Linked DNA regions of Homo sapiens: region 2 is linked to region 1. A link is a loop called in an ENCODE intact Hi-C map of the cell type or tissue named here. Cell type or tissue: HepG2. All regions are shown on one strand. Links, peaks and the distances in the headings refer to the core of each region. The heading gives the core; the rest is flanking DNA.

What was found. Peaks named below come from ENCODE experiments on the same cell type or tissue, not always from the same donor. Only the 100,000 strongest peaks of a DNase experiment are listed, where the experiment ranks them.
Region 2: a loop joins it to region 1, with 12 times the contacts of the local background. A loop is called at or near these places in 6 of 110 quality-filtered maps.

The regions. Positions count from the first base shown.
Region 1 is chr12:85,865,033-85,870,416 of GRCh38, forward strand. No RefSeq gene overlaps it. Among named protein-coding and RNA genes, the nearest start is that of NTS, 6.6 kb to the right of the region's middle. RefSeq lists a silencer at 2,257-2,356. In HepG2, for the core only: a CTCF peak has its summit at 2,330 (motif pointing left); a DNase peak (open chromatin) is centred at 2,329.
Region 2 is chr12:85,421,802-85,427,185 of GRCh38, forward strand. It overlaps LINC02820 (long intergenic non-protein coding RNA 2820), which reads left to right. Exons shown (of 5, transcript NR_183554.1): 4 at 2,317-2,403. Among named protein-coding and RNA genes, the nearest start is that of LINC02820, 110 kb to the left of the region's middle. RefSeq lists an enhancer at 2,910-2,999. In HepG2, for the core only: a CTCF peak has its summit at 3,281 (motif pointing right); a DNase peak (open chromatin) is centred at 3,290.

The DNA.
Region 1 (5,384 bases), core at 200-5,199:
TTTCAGCTCCATCAGGTCATTTATGTTCCTTTCTAAACTAGTTATTCTAGTTAGCATTTCCTCTAACCTTTTATCAAGGTTCTCAGCTTCTTTGCCTTGGGTTAGAACATGCTCCTTTAGCTTAGTGTAGTTTTTTATTACCCATCTTATGAAGCCTACTTTGGTCAATTTGTCCATCTCATCTTTTGTCCAGTTTTGCACCCTTGCTGGTGAGACGTCACGATCATTTGAAAGAGAAGAGGCACTCTGGCTTTTTGGGTTTTCAGCATTTTTTAGTGGATTCTTTCTCATCTTTATGAGTTTGTCTAGTTTCCATCTTTGAGGCTGCTGACACTTGGATGGGGTTTTTGTGGGGGCTTTTTTTGTTGTAGTTGATGCTGTTGTTCTTACTTTCTGTTTGCTTTTCTTTCAATGGTCAGGTCCTTCTTCTGTAGGGCTGCTGCAGTTTGCTGGGGGTTTACTTCAGGCCCTACTCATCTGGTTCATCCCCATGCCAGAGATGTCACTGAAGGAGTTGGGAGAAGAGCAAAGATGGGTGCCTGCTCCTTCTTCTGGGATCTCTGAACTTGAGGGGCATCAAGTTGATGCCAGTAGGGTTGGTCTTATATAGGGTGTCTGACAACCCCTGTTGGAGGGTCTCACCCAGTTTGGGGGCATGGGAAACAACACCAATTTAGTAAACCACTTTGTCCCTTGGTGGAAGGGGTGTGCTTCGCTGGGGGAAAACCTACTTGTTTGGGCTGCCCAGATTCCTCAGAACTACCAGGAGGAAAGGCTAAGTCTGCTGGTCCATAGAGACTGCAGCCACCCCTCCCACTAGGGGCTCAGGCCCAGGGAAATCCAGGTTCTGTCCCTGAGCCTCTGGCTGGAGTTATTGGAGTTCCTGCAGGGAAGCCCCACGCAGTGAGGAAGGATGAGTCAGGGTCAGGCCTGAAAAGGCAGTCTGGCTGCCATCTGCCACAGTCAGAGTGTCGGGCTGTGGGAGACACATCTTGGGACCAAGTGGTCCAGCCTCCCGGACTCCAGCAGGGGGAAAATGCAGTCTGGAGCTATAGAGATGAATGCTGCCCTTCCCCCACCCAGGGAGCTTAGCACGTTAGGCAGTTGTGAGTCCCAGTGCTGGCTGCTGCCCTTTCCCCAAGGAGCTCGAATGGCTTAGACAGCAGTCAGCTGCAGCTGTGGTGCTGGCAGCTTGGTAGACTTAAGCAGATTCCATCTGAGAGGCTGTTGAGAATCTGCGCAGCTCCAGAGTTGGGACGCTAGGCCCCAGTGGTGTGGGTTCATGAGTGGGATCTTCCAATCCATGGTTTGCACAGTACCATGGGAAAAGCACAGTTTCCCCAGCTGGGTAGCATGCTCACTCACCGCCTCCCTTGGCTGGGGGTAGGGGGTCCCCTGCCCCATGTGGCTCTCAGGTGGGCCACTGCACCACACTGTTCTTCCTCTCTGTGGATCATGCCAGCCTCCTAGTCAGTTCTGATGAGAGAACCTGGATACCTTGGTTGCCGGTAAAGGATTCTCACACTTATTATGGTTCTTTTAGATGGGAGTCTCCCAACGCCGCTGTTTCTAGTGGGCCACCTTGGCCTCAGCCCCACCCCTCCACCCCAGTTTGTACTTTCTTGTGGAGAAAAATCATCTGAAGCTCAGGAGCACAGAGATGATCCCCTTAAACAGAACCTAAATAGGATATGTTACCTGCCTGGTCCTTGTAGGTATTTGAGTATGGTTATCTGACATATGACCATGTCCATTCAACTTTAGGGCCAGAGAGACTTAGAAAAAAGGTGATGATGTTACATAGTAAAACAAAAGTTTATCCAAGTAGAGATTCCATGATCTAGGAGCTAAAAGATTTGTGTTTACTGGACGATAGCAACAGAATTGATTGTGCCAAAAGCAAGACATTCTGCTGAATAAAGACAAAAAATAGGCTGTCCAAAAAGAAAGCCTATTTCAAAGTGACTAATCCCTTTGATGTGTTCCAACTTGTGGGGATGCTATACAGAAACTCACAGAGAATAAATTATTTCTCAAAGTAGCTTGACCGATGTTGGAGAATCAATCCTTCCCCTGAGAAAAGAAGTGAGGTCAGACTCAGAGCAGTTAGGACCTATGTGATTAAGAGTCGGAAGGTGAAGGAAATTTGTAACCCATCTAGAATATCTGGACTTCTGTCTCTTTCTCTGAAAAATGAAAGTATGAGACTAGCTCCATACAGCCATTTTCAGTTTTACGTTTTCTGGGTCAATGAATTATGATGACATTAAAATATGGTCTAGTACTGTGAGTTCTTGCTTGATATTTCCATTCTGTACATACTAGTGCCGCCACCTAGAGTACAAAGTGGGAAATATTCTCCTTCCCAGGCACCAAGCTTTGACTCCCCTCAGGCTAAAACCCCACTTTTTCTCTGATTCTTCTATGCATACTTTCTGTCTTCTACCCAGTCACGACAACTCATTGCATTCAGAGCCCATTTAGGTTCTTCATGATCTCTGTGTTTAGAAGAAGGATTCTGAGATCAAGGGTCTGTGTTTTTGTTTAATATGTGTAATACAGCTAAGTCTGAAAAGGTGGAAAAACATGGTTAAACTGATGAATTGGAATTAAAATCACACCTAATTTTTTCACTAAATGTACATTCAAGTTAAAAGTATTAGCCTATACTTTGTTTGGCATAATATTTTATACAGCATGTTAATACAAGATTTTCTTTGACTTATTACTTGGGTCTGGTATTAATGTTACAAAGATTAGCTGTTGCTTTGGAATGAAAACATTGCAGTCCTACCCATACTCTACTTAGTAAGTCCCATTGTCCTTAGTTAAACTCTTTGTATCTCTTATTTTTTTTAACCTGCACAATAGGAATAATATCCTGTGAACTCTGCTTCACGGTATGCTATGTTACATGAAATAAAATTAACCTGGCATATAGTAGGTTTTCAATAATGAATTTGAAAAGTATTCTTTAGATTACTCCTAGATCTGTAGTAGTGGTTACAGTGGCTGTTTCTTCTAGACTCAGAATGCTCTAATGTTGACTATAGTCTTCTCTGTCTGACAGCTTGCCGGTACTTATCCTTTCTGCACAAATTGGCTCACCAAATTTGGGGCCTTCTGTAACACCGTACACCCAGTTTTCCTCAAGGACAACTTAGAAAATTCCAACTGAAATTAAATCAATATTCAAGAATCTTTGAAAGGAAGCATTTTTTCATACTATTTCATTTTGCTAGGAATTTCTCCGAAAGAGGTTTCCTGGATTTTATTATTCACAGATTGGAGAATAAAAATGTCCTTGTGAGAGGTGAGGGAGTGGTAGCTTATTCTAAAACCATCAGGGAGGGATTCTTGGAATTCGATTAATTCATTAACGCATATTGTCAATATTTACCGAATGATTACTATGAGGAGAATTATTTATGTTCTGATAATTTAGGGAAACAAGACAAGAATATCCATGCTTTTATTAACAAAAGACAAAAATAAATGAACAAATAAAGACTTGTAGAGATTGAATGGGGATAGTGGTGAAATAGGTTTTAAAATAAATGGTTGTATCAGTCAGCTATTGCCACAAAAATGGTGTATAACAAGTGACTCCAAAAGTCAATTACTTTAAAGCAAATTATTTAACTCTGTTCACATGTCTCTGAATCAGCTAGGGTAACCCTGCTTTAAGCTCGGGAATCTCTCCCTTACATTGCAGGTGTGCAAGTCAGCTGGGGCAGCTTTGCTCCATATGTCCCTCCTCATTTTGGGATCATCTGAGAAAAGAAAAGAGTTTCTCATGGCAATGGCAGAAGAGAGAAAGGGAAAGCCCTATGTGTCAAGCACAAATCAAGTCTGTCTTTTTCTTATGTCTACTAACATCCCACTGGCCAAAGCAAGTCTCATTTCCTAAGTTAAAGTCAAAGAGTGAGGAAGTATATTTCATCCACTCTGGGAGGAGTAAGGGAATGAATATTTGATGAACAGTAATCACAGTTTTCATTGCAGATCTTTAACAAAAAAGCTTAGCATGTTGCACAAAAGCCAGAAGACCAATGTGCTTGAAACATAGGAACAGAAGGGGAGAATGGTGGAATATGATGATAGAGAGGAAGACAAAACCCACTCAGGTAGCATAGGCCATCATCAGGCATGACAAGAGGAAACCTTTAGAATGTTTTAAGCAGAGAATGACAGGAATAGATTTACATTTTTAAAAACTTTTCTGGAGTTTTTGAAAGCTGAAAGGGATCAAGGTTGTAGGGAGACTACTCAAATGGTTATTATGGCAGCGCAGGAGAAAGATGGTGGTGGCTTGGACTTAGGTGGCAAAAATGACATAAGGAAAAGTAGTTAGATTTGAAATATATTTTGGAACAGACCTGCACCCCAGGGGGTTTTGCTAGCTTGGAAGTGGAGGGGAGAGAGAAACAATGTAAATGGATTCTAGTTTTTAGATCTGTGCAACTCAGTAAATCATGGTTCTAATAATTGAAATGAAAAACTCTAGAGGGGCAGAAGATTATTAGAAAGATGTTTGGAGGAATCAAAAGTTTTACTTTAGACAATAAGTCTGCCTAATGAAACTCCAAGTAGGGCTGCTAATGAGGTGATTGCATATACAATTTGAGTAGTCAGAGATACAAACTTGGAGGTTATTAGGAAATAGATAGGATTCAAAACCATAAGACTTATCAGATTCACTGGGAAAGCACAGTAAATTTAAAAAGAATCATAAACCCAAGGAGTATGAATAATATAAAACCATTACATTCCAAATTTAACATGTAATATCTTCTTGAGAAAAAGAAAAAAAGTGTTTCACTGAATTTGCTCCTGATAGACGGTAGCTCAAGTACATCTGCTCTGTTTCAGGTATTGCAGGTGCTATGGAAATTTTCTTAGACTTTGTAATATTAAAAAAGAAAAGAGAAAGTTTTCTTATAATAAGAATTTGTCTCATTTATTACATTAGATAATTACACTAATTTATAAAACTAAGAAACATGAAAGAAGAAATTTGTCAGGAACATTTTTTTCTGTAATACTTTTATTTTGGTCTTATTCAAAAGGGAGACCTATAAGGAAAACTACCTGAGCATTACACATAATGGGTGGTGATTTTGTGAGTATTTACATTTTTTCCTAGACACGAGAAGCAAGATTATAGGTGAAGTCAGCAATGGCTGCAATGTGGAGCATGGTTAGTTAAATACAGTAACTCATTAACATGTAAGTCCCAAGCAAACCGTATTTTGTAATTACGGTTTAAGTTGCAAAATATGCTTTGACTACAGAAGTCAGTCATCAATTTTTCCAGGTTAATTACCTATATGGATGCAATAACAGAGATAGGAAGAGCTGAAAGGAAATGAGCTAGGAATTTG
Region 2 (5,384 bases), core at 196-5,195, 440 kb before region 1:
AATAAATGATATAAAAACAGTTTATGAAGATACAGTAACATTCTTAATTGTACAGCTGTGATACTTATAGCAAGTAAGTAGAGGCAGGATTGAAGCTGAGGATGGCTGACTTCAAAGACCGTACATTTTACTACTAATTTATGTAGTTTCCCAAGAGCTGTTTTTAAAATCCATTTAATATGTCTAATAGCTTTAGCCCTACCTATTACAAATAATGGGTTACATATCTAACACACTAGCTGAAAAGTTCGTTTCTGAAAAAGTCTCTTTTCTGTGTCATGTGGTCAAAGAGTTTTATATGAGTAATGGATATGGTCTTGTAGACTTTTGGATAAATCCTTAAGGAAAAAGCCAACTGTGTATTTTCAATACACTGAAAAGCAGTGTATTAGATATATAGCTGAAATTATTATAATGATAATGCCTTAGATTTATAAGCACTCTACAGAATCCAAATCCTTTTGTATTTGTTTTCTCATTCTAATCCTTCCAACAAACTAGAAAGTAGGCAAATAAGGCATCTGGATCCACGACTGGGGAAAACTGAGGCTTCATGAAATTAAGAGATTTTTCCAAAGTCATGAAACGAAAATAAATCCAGAAGAAACGGCAAATGGAATGTTTTACCTATGTAAATTGCTCTTTGCAAATCAACACTTCAAAATTCCACTCTGCGGTCACCTTTTAATATCTTATGTTATTTTCTCAGTCGCTTCTTTTCAATTACGCTCACTTTTCTCCACAGTACTTTTGCATATTTCAGCTTTTTATATATACTGTGCTCCTGTTAGAAAGTGTTCTGCACTAACTGATAAAATCCAAACTACTTTTGCAAAGCCTGAAAAGGTCTAGACACATGATACCAATGCTATTCTTGGGCTACCCATTTAAGTTATGTATCAAGTCTAAATTTAATCAAGGCCACATTTTATTTATACATTTCATGCATTAAACTCATTTAAACTTTTAGTCAGATTTCATTAGAAGAAATACTACCGTGTACATCATGCAGTAGTAAAGCTAATGTGCTTCAAGAATTTGAAAGGAGTTGGAGATCGGGGGTCTGATTTCAAAATTTCTTTTTCTTTCTCTCCTTAGTGCTTGCAGCAGGTCTGTGAGCAGCACACAGTTTGTTTCCTAGGACACTAATACAGTCAGCATGCTCTGTACAAATGTGTAAACACAGACATTCCCTGTAATCAGGGAGGTTGGTGTCTTAAGGCAAGATTATGTTTTTTTAGGAAATGCAATTTATGTTCAGGATTAAATTTCTCTTGCAGACTGATAACGTCTGAGGTTCAGGGAGATGATAATAAGTGTTGTGTCCTAAACTGCCTGCCCTGAATCTGAAGCCTTGAATTAGTCTTCCTGTATAGCCCTCATTCTTATGACCCCAAATTAGGTAGTTCTTCATGTCTTAGAAAGATGAGAGAAGTAAATAATATAAAAAGACAAAATACACTTTAAAAAATGTAAAGCATCTATAAACCTCATGGTGGTTACAAGGAAATACAGAGACATAAGGAAAAAATACAGATGACACCATGGCTAATATCCTTCTTCACAATTCAGGAAATTTAAATTTGTGTCTGGTACTTTGGTATTCGTGAAATTGAGATGGAGATGGGCAGAAAGTTAGACAATATTCTTATAATCGCTTTAGTCTTCTCATGGAATGATCCTAACACTATAAAACAACTTAAACACATAACAAATATTCTCTTTCTAAACAGTAGTTGAAATAAATCCAACCAGAATACCAAGAAAACCTTCTCTATAAATCCTTTCATCACAAAACTGCTCTATTTCTTTTCCAAACCAGAAAAAAAAGTTTTCAGAAGTTAAAAGGGCAGTTTTTATGCCAAAACCACAATTTTTTTGACCTAATATTAAATTCTTAAGATTTTTTCCTTTCTTTCTTTCTTTCTTTTTCTCTTTCTTTCTTTTTCTTTCTTCTTTTCTTTTCTTTCTTTCCTTCTTTCCTTCTTTCTTTTTCTTTATTTTTTTCTTTTTTCTCTTTTTCTTGCTTTCTTTCTTCTCTCATCTTCCTCCTCTTCCTGTCATTGTCTTCCTTCTCCTTCTTTTCTTTATTTTTCTTTTTCTTTTAACCTTCAGAGGCAGAGATCTGTGGTTACTACCAACTCCTTTTTACACAGGGAGTGCAGATCATACAAAAGAAAAACATAGCCTTGATCAGACAGCTGAGTTTTTTTTAATCTTAAAAAAAATCTATTTTATCCAAATGAATTGAGTACTCAGAACTGGAACTTTTCAGACCACAAGGAAGACTGACATGCTTTTTTATCATGGTAACAGGTACTGACTGCATGGGGAGAGGCCATACCACAGAAACCTCAATCTGCCTGAGCCGTGACTCTGAGAGCTGGAGTACCACTGGACAAGGTGAGGGGAGCTTTTGCTTGTTTACTCAGAAATATTTTCTAAATTACCTGTTTGTGTTATTTAGGAGGGCAGGATTGGGGAATGCCACTTTGACCTGATTTTTACAGAATAAACTCCTTGCGTAGCGTTATAATAATCAGAATAACTAGATAGGCTCTTTTAGGCAAGGTTGGGCAAACTTTCTATATTCTGACTCCTCTTGTTGTTTTCTTCCCAAACATTTGAAAGAAAACACATTACAGTTTACAAAAAAATCCCTCATTCTGCCTTGTGTTGGTTCCACCTCCCCTAAAAATAGAATTTTATGATGCTCAATCTAATTTCTTTTCAAGACCATTTATTTAATAAGAAGAATGTTCTCCTGGCCTGAGATGCAATATAAGTGAGTATGTATTTTTTTTCATAGAGTTAATGTTTACGGCAGAGGGCTAAAGCATTGAAAATAAGGAACTGAAATGGAAACTCTGACATCACTTTAACGGCAGTCCTGCTGCCTTACTGGGGAGAAAAATATTAGCTCTTGTCTAACTTACCTTTTCCATAAGGTGTAAAAAGCACCCTATACAGAGGGAGTATATGAAACCCATAGCTAGTCTGATTGCTTGCATGCTATTCATATACACGCCCGTTGTAAGCTGGCACTGGGTGAACCCGCTGATTCTAACCATATGGCTGCCTGCAGAAGTGCACTGAGGAGTTTCCTCCAGGGTGCCCGAACGGTGTCCTACTGGCTTCCTAGGCTGCAGGAAAAAATGAAAAAAAAATGTAATTTTCCCATTATGAGATTTCATCCAGATGCTCATGAGGTCATACATTAAATAATGAGACTTTAAAGAACATTACTATTTTGAAGAATTGCAAACTGTATGCATTTCTCCACTGGGTGGCGGTCGAAGTCCATAATCATGAAGACAACTAAAAGACCCGGAAACTGAAAATCTAATTTAAAAAATATCACTTAAGGGTTAATTAATTCAGAACTACTATTCTTCTAATCAGATTACCAGTTTATAGTGCTGTGTGTCAGTCAGACTGTGCTGGTTCTGCCTGTTGGTAGACAATTTTGCATTACAGAGAGCTGTAGAAACTTTTGAGCTATTGAAAGATTTTATCTACACTGGTAAACTTATATTTTTTTGGAATAATTATCAGGAATAAAATATTTTCTACCACTATGTATTCAATCGTCCACTGACCACAACAATTTCTCTACAATCAGGTTTTTTTTTTTTTTTTTTTTTTTTTTTTTGCATAACTTTACACAGCTTTTGAAGAAGGTATTTCTTGTCCCAAATCTTTCAAAATTCCAGAAAGGTATCATTTTGCTTAATAGTATTCCTTGGTTATGGCCTGTTATTAACAACCCCTATAAACTATTCTGATTATTTCTGGAACTGGAGTCTATACAGCTATATAGGACATTCATTTCAGTTTAATAATGCTCAGCTCTTGTGTGCTAAGCTATCAACTGTAAATAGAAAATCTCATGTAAGGATTTAGATTCCAGTGAGATGAAGTCAAGGTTCATATTAGATAAATGCCTTTACTTTTAGCTTGTTGAGTTGGTTTTCCTTCTTCTTTCTTCTAGCTTTAATTTCTGTGTCTTTCTCCATATCTGCATGTACAAATCCCATTTCAGGTAGGTCTTGGCTAAAAGAAAGAAGTGCACAAGTAGTATAAATAGAGCACACATTAGGGTCAAACTCTTCTGCAGGATGTAGTTATGTGCCCCATACCCCACCACCCACCTTGTATGACCAACCAGAACCAGATATAAGTCAAATTGTGCAGTAGGTGAATTGGTTTTGCTTCATAATCATCTCCTCTTTCCCTGACCTTATCTCCATATTACATGTAGTAATGGGCAAACCCTGGTGCTTTCCTTTACCTCTCATGTTCTCAAGGGCTTTCCAGGTATAGCCGACAGTTGCCACATCACACAGACCTTGAGTTTCTGATAGGACTGTTGGTCAGTGTCAGACCCTGCTCGTGAAGGCTGTGAGGCAGCTGGCATTTGCTAAAGGCAGTTGATCTATAAAGTTGTTCTGCTGGCCAAAAAATAAACGATTTTGAGCACTACAATGGAGGAGATCCAGTCACCCGGCTGCAGAGTTCAGACCTCACTAAGGACTTGCTTTTCTTCTGATTTTACTTAAAGATTAATGTAGGGTGATGGACTTTGGATGGAGAATGCCTGGCTGTCCTGTCTTCAGCTCTATCTTGCACTGTGGTCATCAACTTTTCTCAGATCAAAAATAGGCAGGTACGGGTAGTGGGCTTACAACGTTTGACCGCAACTGGTTTTTCTAAGTATTCTGTACATTTTTCAGCAGCAAAACCAAACTGGGTCTTCAGCTTTATCCCCATTTCTTGCAAAGGAAGAGCCTTTATATGATTGGGCACATTTTGGTTTTTCCTTACTGAGAATTTTAGTCTTCTTTTGTATTGTTTCTATAATAATTTGTAAACATATTTATTTGTACCTACTTTTTAAAACTTTTCTGGTGAAATTCATTGTACTGCATTTTATTTGTCAAAATAAACATTCTCATAATGCTGGTTAAAAAAAAAATGCAGCTTAAAATGAGGCGTGCTCAGCAAACATCAGTGAATTACAACAGTTCCAAAGAAAACTAGTTCACTAGTTGACAAAACAAAAGCACAGGTTTTAAACAGGCTTGGGTTAGAATCTTGATACCATTATTTACAGATTACATAATTTAGGTTAATTTACTTAATATCTCTGCATTACTATTACCTAATTTGGAAAATGGGAAGAATAGTTCCTATAACTAACAGTGGTTTTGGTTATTAGATTAGATAAAACATATGAAACACTTAATCATCTAACCTATGGTAACTTCTCAATAAATGGTAGCAATTTTCATCAAGAGTAAACACTTAAAAAACCTAACTCTGTGTGGCACTGTGATAGACTGAGATTAAAAGATCATAAGGCACACTCTCTGCCCTAAAATATA